Linked DNA regions of Homo sapiens: region 1 is linked to region 2. A link is a contact called in ENCODE Hi-C or POLR2A ChIA-PET data. All regions are on one chromosome and are shown on one strand. Each heading gives the region's core, a stretch centred on a gene start or an enhancer-like site at or near the end of the contact. The rest is flanking DNA. Distances are from core to core; before and after follow the strand shown. Region 1 holds the start of SCO1 (synthesis of cytochrome C oxidase 1). Region 2 overlaps GAS7 (growth arrest specific 7).

Evidence for each region. Hi-C counts contacts between places; a loop is a spot of excess contacts on that map. ChIA-PET counts read pairs that join two places held with the same protein, here RNA polymerase II (POLR2A). Pooled maps may share reads with other maps.
Region 1: a pooled map shows a loop between it and region 2 (4-fold over the local background). The contact joins the promoter of SCO1 here to the enhancer-like site in region 2. A Hi-C loop is called at or near these places in 8 of 37 single-sample maps with no recorded cell type and 4 of 50 pooled maps. POLR2A ChIA-PET finds 5 or more read pairs at or near these places in 2 of 52 experiments (B cell and activated B cell).

Annotation. Positions count from the first base shown.
Region 1 is chr17:10,695,811-10,701,173 of GRCh38, reverse strand. SCO1 (synthesis of cytochrome C oxidase 1) reads left to right here and starts at 3,641. Exons shown (of 6, transcript NM_004589.4): 1 at 3,641-3,939; 2 at 5,343-5,363. The coding sequence starts at 3,667. ADPRM (ADP-ribose/CDP-alcohol diphosphatase, manganese dependent) reads right to left here and starts at 3,580. Exons shown (of 4, transcript NM_020233.5): 1 at 3,507-3,580. RefSeq lists a silencer at 3,213-3,542 and enhancers at 3,663-3,712, 3,428-3,722, 3,016-3,840, 3,841-4,664.
Region 2 is chr17:10,038,706-10,044,109 of GRCh38, reverse strand. All of the region lies in intron 1 of GAS7 (growth arrest specific 7), which reads left to right. Among named protein-coding and RNA genes, the nearest start is that of RCVRN, 140 kb to the right of the region's middle. Within about 2 kb of position 3,274, at least 3 of the 41 ENCODE cell types and tissues checked have a DNase peak (open chromatin) inside an H3K27ac peak, as active enhancers do.

The DNA.
Region 1 (5,363 bases), core at 2,392-4,891, 660 kb before region 2:
TGCTACGCTGTCTAAGTTTTAAAGAGGTATTATGAAGTGCTGAACCCTTTGAAATGAAAAACCCAGAACTGAATTATAGTCCTCGTGTTTCCTGAAGCAAAATAACCCTCAATAGGTTATCGTGAGCTTCAACTGAGTTATGATCACAGTAAACTATTACTCTGTAAATCTCTAAACCATAAAGTACTATACGCATGTTAAGAAAATAATTTTAAAATTATATATCTGAAAATCTGTCTAATGAGCCTCATAACTGAAACTACTGCAACATTTTAATAGAAGAGAATAATGTAGAAAAGTTTACAAGAGTTGCTCTCAAAATTCCTATCATGTCATAGTACAGGATAAGCAGCCAGTATTTTGAGAAAACTACCTTAGGCATGAGAGATTTTTTTTTTTTTTTTTTTCCTGAGACAGGGTCTGGCTCTACTGCGCAAGCTGGAGTGCAGTGGTGCGATCATGGCTCACTGTAGCCTCGACTTCCTGGGCTCAAGTGATCCTCCTAATTCAGCCTCCCTGGTAGCTAAGACTACAGGCATGTACCACCACACCTGACTTTTTTTGGCTTTTTTTTTTTTTTCTTTTGTAGAGATAGGGTTTTGCCATGTTGCCCAGGCTGGTCTCAAGCTCCTGAGCTCAAGTGATCCACCTGCCTCAGGCCTCCCATACCCAAGGATGCTTAATTACTGAAAAGTTACTACAAGATCATACTAATAGGGTTTTGCCATGTTGCCCAGGCTGGTCTCAAGCTCCTGAGCTCAAGTGATCCACCTGCCTCAGGCCTCCCATACCCAAGGATGCTTAATTACTGAAAAGTTGCTATAAGATCATACTAATAAAACTTTTCCAATACTTAAGATTGGCAGAAGGCTGAAGTTCCTTGTGGAAAGCCTTCAAGCATCAATAATGAACTTGTAAAAGAAGTAGCTCTACCCTGAAAAGAGTATGATTTCTTCACTCTATTGTCAAAGGTGAAGGGGGCAGCAGGGAAAGTCTAGAGATTAATAAAGAGAGACTTTGTTAGGAGAAACTATTGTAACAGAGGCTCCTAGCCTAAGGGTGCAGCATATGTTTTCTACGCAGATACCATACCAAAAGGAAAGTTAAGTTGGGGCAGGAAATGTTTGTGGTTAGGAGTTAGGCACAAGGGGCAGGGGCCTGGAACAAAAATGAAGTAAACACATTAGGGTGCTGGGAAGTTCACAAAAGTTAGGGCCTAGCTGTCCCCAGTCAAACCAGCCTAAAGTTATGTCAAGAACAAAATCTGATCACTATTGATAGAACCAATATCAGATGATACTAATCCATGCCCTGCTTCTCTCAAGAAAAATATCTAAATTGGGGCCGGGTGTGGTGGCGCAAGCCTGTAATCCTAGCACTTTGGGAGGCCGAGGCGGGCAGATCACGATGTCAGGAAATCGAGACCGTCCTAGCTAACATGGTGAAACACTGTCTCTACTAAAAATATATATATTTTTTAAATTAGACAGGCCTGGTGGCACGCACCTCTAGTCCCAGCTACACGGGAGGATGAGGCAAGAGAATCGCTTGAACCCAGGAGGCGGAGGTTGCAGTGAGCTGAGATCGCACCACTGCACACTCCAGCTTGGGCGACAGAGGGAGACTTTGTCTCAAAAAAAAAAAAAAAAAAAAAAGAAAGAAAAGAAAAATATCTAACTTGGAAAACAAAACATAAACCTCATTTGGTGACTTTGGTGGTTTCACAGCAGTAATAAAAGTGATAAGGTCTATAAGGGATAACACTGTAGGCGCCTTCTGGCACTAAAGTTTCATGGGTCCTTGCCATCAGGCTCAGGTGTTACTAGCAATTCATCCAAAATGCAGTTATAAAACACCTACTTTGAGCCAGGAACTATATTTTATATTTATTTTATTTATTTTTTAGAGGCAGAGTCTTGCTTTGTTGCCCAGACTGGAAGGCAGTGGCCCGATCACAGCTCACTGCAGCTTCAAACTCCTAGGCTCCAGTGACCCACTCACCTCAGCCTCCCAAAGTGATGGGATTACAGGCGTGAGCCACCACATCTGGCCCCAAGAACTGTTTTCAATGATAGCATTTTATTTAATATTATAAAATTAATATGAAGAAGTTGCTACTAAAAGAAGCACTTTAGCAAATAAAATTTAATAGATCAGGTAGAAACACTGACTTCAATCTTAATTTGGGTGGCTGATCAGGTAACCTACAATTGGGCAATCAGAGATGAACAATAATTTTGTATGCTATCTGCCTGACTACACAAGGTACTTTTATGTCTTTTTGTCAATTACAAGAAAAAATTATCCCTGGGCAAACAAATACACAAAGATAAAAGAGCAAAAATCCTACCCACAGGCAACTATAAGATAGAAAAAAATAGTTTGATTAACGACTTGAAGTGCTGAACAAACATTTAAGAACTTTGGCAGAAATTTCTGAAAATTCTAGTCCAACCGCGAATCAAGAAACACAGGTAACACTATGTTCCGTTACTGGGTTAGAGAACAGAACAGTTGGCTAGTTTGGCTAACTCATAGAAAACAAGCAAACCAACCATGCTCTGGTCCAACAATCATCAGAGCACGAGTTTCTCCTACTCAGAGTCGGTCCCATGGGGGAAAAAAAAGCCACACAGGAGCGGGATCTGTAGTTAAGGAAGATAATTAGAGGACGATTTTCCTTTTTTTATTTCTCTGTATTTTGTAAAGCAACCACCGAGGTAGGGGCGGGGAGGGAGTGGTTAATATTGCGGATATTAAGATATAAATAAAGGCAGATGAAATGAAGTTAGACTTTCACAAAGAACGAAAAACCTACGAATGCTCTTGGCCTCATTAACAAGGAACATAAGCAGTTCCAGATGAGGAACCCATAACAAACTTCAAATAACGAAACTGTAGGGAGCAAGGGAGTCCGTGAGAGTATTTTAAGAAACTGGGACCCAGGAAGACTAAGTTAACGGATGGGATATCATGCTGTCTATATTTCTTTACACACTGCTATGCTTTATTAATTAGGTTACATTATAATGTTAAATAACTAGAAGCGCTGGGCATTTAAAGTTCTTCCAGACCGCCCTAACCACTCAAATTATCCTAATTAGCAATTTTTTTTAAGTTAAAGACTATTTCAATCGCAATGGGTCGGTTTCTATTTCAAAGATGTAAAGGAGTCAACATTCTGGCACTTCCTCTTGGCCGGCAGGACGAGGTTGACAAAGTCGGCCAGACAAGGTAGGGTTATGGGGGCTGCCCAGTCCCGTGGGTCTCTAGGCAGTGTGTTCTCTCTTCCGAGGTGGGGGTGTCCCCGGCGCGAGGAGCTAGCTGTGGTCACCGAAGCCCACGACCAAAGCGGGGGCCCCCAGCGCTTGGGGCCGCCTTGCCTCGGCCCAGCCGCGCACCTGGACCCCTAAGGCAGCCCCCTTCCCGGCGCTCCGCTGTCCCGCGGCCCCGCAGCACCGCCCAGCCCGCGCCAGACCCGCCTCCAGCCGCAGGGAACTACCTACCGTGCGCCGGCCCCTGGGCTGAAAGGCCTCTGACTACGGGCTATGTAACAGCGCCACCAACGAGCGGGACGGACAGAGCGACTCCTTCCGACTTCCGGAGGAAGCGGAACGCTACCGGAAATCGCGGGGAGGGTCAAAGGAGACCCGGTCTCCGAGGCTCATGGCGATGCTGGTCCTAGTACCCGGACGAGTTATGCGGCCTCTGGGTGGCCAACTTTGGCGCTTCTTGCCTCGCGGACTCGAGTTTTGGGGCCCAGCCGAGGGGACTGCGAGAGTCTTGCTGAGGCAGTTCTGCGCGCGGCAAGCGGAGGCGTGGCGTGCCTCGGGGCGCCCTGGCTATTGCCTGGGAACCCGGCCCCTCAGCACTGCGAGGCCGCCACCCCCGTGGTCGCAGAAGGGCCCCGGAGACTCCACGCGCCCCTCGAAGCCCGGGGTGAGTGCACACCTGGAACCCTTCTGGTGCTCGTCGCGGCTGTCGGCCAGCCCAGCGGCCACATCCCACTTGGTCGTAACCTCAGACACTACTCCGCCTCCCCTAAAGTTGTCCTTAGCTTGCGCGCCTTACCTGGGTCATGGAATTTCATCCTACATTTCCCGTGCCTTGCGGGTAGTCCCAGTTCTCCACAGAGAACTTGAGACTTTACACCCTCTCCACGTGGCTGGATGCCCCGACTTGGATTTTATGTTAGCGTTTCCATCAAAAAAAAAAAAAAAATTAAGTTTCAGGTTTTCTTAAGGGTATGAACCTAAAGTTTACCGTGATTGAGAAGTCAGAGGACTTTTATAATTTGTCACTTGAGCCCCATCCAGAGTTCCATGTATACGTTGAAATTGAAACAAAAAGTGGAACTTAGTTATGTGTGGATCTGCCTTTTTCTTGGGGTTCTCTCGAGTTCTAATTCTGACCCAGAAATAACTTGAGAGCCACTACCCTGTGGTAAGAGAAGTGGGTTTTTGGAGCTACGGGAAGGTTAATGAGTTAGGCCTAGTCTAGTTGGCCAACATCATCTTCATTTGGGGAGTTGAATAAGGGTACAAAGAAATAATGGGTGTAATTTGCAAGAAGCTCCACTTTTAGATTCCTCTTCTACTTTGGCATTGTTACTTCTGGAAGCCAGAGTTAAGTTAACCTCCCAAATTTCGTTTGGTCTATTTATCTCAGTATCAGCATAAGCAGATAATTGTTTTTTGTGTGTGTGTTTTTGGATTTTGGTTTTTGTTTTGAGACGGAGTTTTGCTCTTTTGCCCAGGCTGGAGTGCAGTGGCCCTATCTCGGCCCACTGCAACGTCCGCCTCCCGGGTTCAAGCGATTCTCCTGCCTCAGCCTCCCGTGTAGCTGGGTTTAGAGGGGTCCGCTACCACGCCCGGCTAATTTTTGTATTTTCAGTGGAGATGGGGTTTCACCATGTTGGCCATGCTGGTCTCAAACTCCCGACCTCAGGTGATCCACCCGCCTCCGCCTCCCAAAGTGCTGGGATTACAGGCGTGACCCACCGCGCCCGGCCATAATTGGTTTTAAAGTCATTACTGGAGCTAGGGTCACACATAGTAACAATCGTGGTACTTGAGCTTTTTTTTTTTTTTTTTTTTTTTTTTATTTACATGAAGAGAACTGACTTAGGGAACTTTCCCCTGGAGATGAATGCCTTTGTAGTTCAGATCCCAGACCTAACTGCATCCACAGAAACTTTGAGCATTTTCTCATCCCTGAAACATTTTGCACATTTAACATCATGGCCTGTGTGTATGTATATTAAAAACTACTTTAATAAGTTTGTATGGTTAAATGTTTGCATCTTACTAGAATTTTTATGTTTGAAATCCCTGCCCCAGTAGCCTGTTTCCTGGAAGTCTTTA
Region 2 (5,404 bases), core at 2,025-4,524:
TTACAAGAAAAAGTTCAATTGCTTGTCAGGTACCGTAGACTGACGTCTGCAGCTGCTGCTGCCACCATTTCAAAGGTTTCATCTTTTAAACAGATGATGTAAACTTATGGCATCAGTAAATACAGTACAGTACTGTAGGTGTATTTTCTCTTTCTTATGATTTTATTTATTTATTTAGAGACAGGGTCTCACTCTGTTGCCCAGGCTGGAGTGCAGTGGAGCAATCTTGGCTCACTACAGCCTCAACTTCCAGGGTTCAAGAATACTCTTGCCTCAGTCTGCCTAGTAGCTGGGTCTACAGGCATGCACCATGCCAGGTTAATTTATTTTTATTTTTTATCTTCACTTATTTTTGTAGAGATGGGCTCTCACTCACCAGACTGCCCAGGCTGGTCTCGAACTCCTGGGCTCAAGCCATCCTCCCACTTCAGCCTCCCAAGGTGTTGGGATTATAGGTGTGAGCTACTGTGCCCGGCCCCTTATGATTTTCTTAACATTTTATTTTTCTCTAGCTTACTTTAGGAATAAAGTCTGTAATATGGATAACATACAGAATACATGTTTATCAACTGTTTAGGTTATCGCTAAGGCTTCTAGTCAGCAGTAGGTTGTTAGTAGTTAACTTTTGAGGGAGTCAAAAGTTAGGTACAGATTTTCAACCACATGGGGAGATGGGGGTTAGCACCTCTAAACCCTCGTGTTGTTCAAGGGTCAGCTGTACTTATTTCTTCTTGTATCCCCCCTCTTCATTTGGTTTCTCTGCCTGATTCTCAGAACTCACATCGTTCATTCCCCATGTAGCCCCTGAGTGTTGAGCACTAGTCTGGTTAGAGGTGAAAAAGATGAAGACCTGGTTCTTGCCTTTGAAAGTCTTGGAGAGGGGCCCTGGGGGTGTTGCATGCACTAATGAAAGGCACAGGAGAGGGAGGGATTGGGCCTGAGGCATGCTGGGGGAGAATAATTCTTCTCCCACTGCTTAAGCAAGAGCATGCCCCAAGGTTCAGCTCAAGGTCCTTTCTTTCTCTGTGAACTCCTTGTCAGCCTGTAGGATCTCACCACCATCTCTGAGCAGATGCCTCCAGCTCCAGCTCCATGTGCCAAGGGCCAGACTCACCCCTACTCCCCACCGAACACTTTGAACTTGGATCCATGGTCAACAGACTCTACTGCATCCCCCTAAACTGGCTGTCACCATAGCCACATCTCTTCGAGTTACTGGTTCGAACTTCTGTCATTTCCTTCCGAATCAACTTCGCTGTCTCTCATTTCCTTATGTCCCGTCCTTTATCAAACCTTATTCTGCTTCGTACATCATGTTCCTCGGGCTCCAGTCAAGCCCTTGTTTTTTATCCCTGCTGTGAGGCAAGTTCTTTATCTTTTGGGAAGCCTCCCTGTACCATCCCAGCCAAGAGTGACCTCGCCCTCCTCTGGATTCTGAAAGCTCTTATTGTCTGCCAGCTTATCACATAGCATTTGGCACTGTTGAAGACTCCTTTGATACTTATTCCTTTTTTTTGCCCATGTTTGCGACTTAGCTTCCGAATTTTAGGAGTCAGGTCCTACATACAATACCTGCCTGCATCCCACACAGGATTCAGGAAAGGGTAGTTAGTAACTATTAGTTGGTTGATTGATCATGCAGACAGGGGGCCACGTATGGAGGAAGGGGGCGTCCCTGAGACCCTGTACCCTAGAGACTGCTTGGGCTGATGAATAATTTTTCCGTTCATGACTGTGAAGCAGTTACAAAAGTGAGTCATCACCCTACCCAGATGTGTTTTCTTATTAATTATCTTTTTTTTTTTTTTTTTTTTTTTGACGGAGTCTCGCTCTGTCACCCAGGCCGGAGTGCGGTGGCACTATCTCAGCTCACTGCAACCTCTGCCTCCCAGGTTCAAGTGATTCTACTGCCTCAGCTTCCCAAGTAGCTGGGACTACAGGCACGTGCCACCACGCCCAGCTAATTTTCGTATTTTTAATAGAGACAGGATTTCACAATATTGGCCAGGCTGGTTTTGAACTCGTGACCTCATGATCTGCCCGTCTTGGCTTCCCAACGTGCTAGGATTACAGGCATGAGCCACCGTGCTCGGCCTATTAATTATCATTTTAAGACAACCCAATTCATCCTACAGAGGACAAGGGCCTACAGCAAATAAGGCCTATTTTGGTTGACAGTTTTCAACTTGACTGAAACGAAAAAAATAATAAGAGGGTTGGTCTTATCTGATGCCGTTGAACTCAGGAAAACTCAGGTTGGTGGAAATATCATCAGTCTTTTTGCTTTGGGATCACGGATTCTCTGCTGTCTGCCGTTCGTGTGTGTGGCTTCATATGTAGCAACCTATCTATTTGCAGAGGCCACAAGGAGAGACCAGTAGCGTGTTTTTCACGGCCAACGCTAATCACTAAGGATGGTTAATAAAGGAAAACCAAAGTGACTTCTGGATTGAGATGCTAGGATGAACCCAAACAGTAAACCCTTAGAATGTATTCGTGAGTCTTCCATACTCTGAGAGATTAACTTTGGGGAATCCTAAAGAATTAAATGTCTGCAGGACTAGTGTGTTCTGCTGAGGTCAGGCCACAGCAGATCAGCCTCCTGGTTTGTAATGGCCCGGAAAGGTCCCTTGCCCTTGGCTGGGGGCCCTACTGGGATTTGCAATGACAGTGATTTCTGTGTGTTGCCTGGAGTGATGCATTGTTGTCTGTGATTGTATCTGTTCGTCTGTGTGATGCAATGTCAAAGTGGTGTCGGAGACGGCTGTTAATGTTTAACAGCATCAAAACTGTCCCCTCTTTGCTGTTACAAAACTGAGGAGTCACAGGCTATGAAAGCTTTCATGGCCATTTTAATTTCACAAACCTGTAAGGACTGAAGGTGAAGGTCTTGGCCATCTAGGTTCAAATGAAGTTTTGCTTTTACCTTCTTCTTTTTTTTTTTTTTTTTTAGGCAGTCTTGCTCTGTCACTCAGGCCGGAGTGCAGCTGCACGATCTTGGCTCACTGCAACCTCTGCCTCCTGAGTTCAAGCAATTCTCCTGTCTCAGCCTCCCTGGTAGCTGGGATTACAGGCGCACACCACCACGCCTGGCTAATTTTTGTATTTTTAGTAGAGGTGGGGTTTTGCCATGTTGGCCATGCTAGTCTCAAACTCCTGACCTCAGGTCATCCACCTGCCTCGGCCTCCCAAAGTGTTGGGATTACAGGTGTGAGCCACCGTGCCCGGCCCGCTTTTACCTTCTTATGGGTGAGAGCCCATCTCCAAGAACAGAAAAGTATCTTGGTCCTGTCTATTTCTGTAGCATGTCTGACCTCAAAAGCGAGTGTGTGGATTCGTCACCCGGCCTCTCCTCCCACACTGCAGAGAGAAGATGCAAATAACTCAGCTGCCGGTGGGGGACTCCCCACCGCTGGATGTGATGCTCTTGCCTCCTCTTCATGGCTGGTTTGGGACCATTTTGCAAGTGTAGGCTTGAGCATTGCCTTTCTCTTGTTTTTATGATGGGTGAGAGGGGGGAGAGAGAAAGAAGGTGGGGGGGATTCTATAGCCGGTTTCCTCCCTCTAGTTTCTCCCTCACATTTGACCTTTTTATACCCTGGTATCATGATGATTTCTACAAAGCACAGCCCTGATTGTGACTTCTCCCTGGCTCAGAATCCACTGATGGTTTCTTCTCCTTTATAGAATCGAAATTTCTTAGTTCTTGGTGTCCTCATGGCCTCCCATGATCTGATGCCATCCTTCACTACTATATTTCTCACCTCCCATGCCTCTTAAACTCTAATGAATGGATCCACCTGCTTTTCCCCCACAGCCTCTACCCACACGGTTTCTCTCTCACCTTGGCTCAGGCTGGCCCCATGGCCTAGAATATTGCCCCTGTGGCTTGTTCTTCTGACCCATCCTGCCCAATCTCTCGCAGGAGCCTCTGTTTTCCTCTGTTAAATGAGGGCGATCATAGAATTTTCCTTTTTGGTTTGTTAGAGGGATTAAGTGACATGAAACATGTGAAGCATAGAACAGCGCCTGGTCCAAAGTGAGTGCTCAGTACAAGATCCTCACAGCCACTCCTGCAGCAGATTGAAACCCAGCAATTAGAGAGGGAGGAAGAGTCCCCCCAGCAGCCACGTCAGTAACTTTAGGAAGGAAGAGATGGGCCCTGCTGTCAGGCATGTAAGAGAAAAGACCAGGAAGGTGGGATGCGGACACAGAAGGAATTGATATGTCCAAGGGAAAGGCACATTGTCACCCCCTCTGGGAGCCCCAGAGGGTGCCACACCCCTAAACGGAAAATCCCTCGATTGACATTAGGATGCTGGCTGTGTCACCTCGGTCTCCCCAAGATTGAACGCAAGACGAGCCATGGTGAGTGAGTCCTGCTATAGGTGGCCAGCCTCGTCGTCTTTATTTATTTATTTATTTTTGAGACAGGGTCTCACTCTGACGTCCAGGTTGGAGTGCAGTGGCATGATCTTGGCTCACTACAACCTCTGCCTCCCGGGTTCAAGTAATTCTCCTGCCTCAGCCTCCTGAGTAGCTGGGATTACAGGCGCCCGCCACCATGCCTAGCCAATTTTTTGTATTTTTAGTAGAGATGGGTTTTCGCCATGTTGGCCAGGCTGGTCTCGAACTCCTGACCTCAAATGATCCACCTACCTCAGCCTTCCAAAGTGTTGGGATTACAGACGTGAGCCACCGTCCCTGGTCCCACCCTCATCTTCTAGGTGGGCTTTCTCTTCACCATTGCCAAGAGGCTGGGGCAGCTTCCCTCTGGGTGTACATGGAGAGCCTGAGGTGGTGTATCTCATGAAGCGGCTTATGGGTCACAGGGTCTTTTGATCTAAACTATCTCTGTGGGTCTTGGGGGCTTTTTTTTTTTAATCATGGCAAAATATGCATGACATGAAATCCACCATCTCCATCAGTTTTAAATGTATAGTTCAGTGGCTTTGAGTATACCCACGTGTTTGTGCAGCCATCATCACCACCATTAATCTCCAGAATGCTTCCATCTTGCACCAGTGACACTCTGGACCCATTAAACACAAACTTCCCATCATTCCCTGCCCACAGCACCTGGTCACCTCCATTCTGCAACCTGTCGCTATTAATTTGACTTCTCTAGGTGCCTCATAGAAGTGAAGCAAATGGTATTTGTCCCTTTGTGTCTGGCTGTTGCACTGAGCATAATGTCCTTAAGGTCCATCCACATGGTTGCATATGTCAAAATTTCCTTCCAATTAGCCAGGCATGGTGGTGCGCACCTGTAGTCCCAGCTACTTGGGAGGCTGAAGCAGGAGAATCGCTTGAACCCAGGAGGCGGAGCTTGCAGTGAGCCGAGATTGCGCCACTGCACTCCAGCTTGGGTGACAGAGCAAGACTTCGTCTCAAAAAAAAAAAA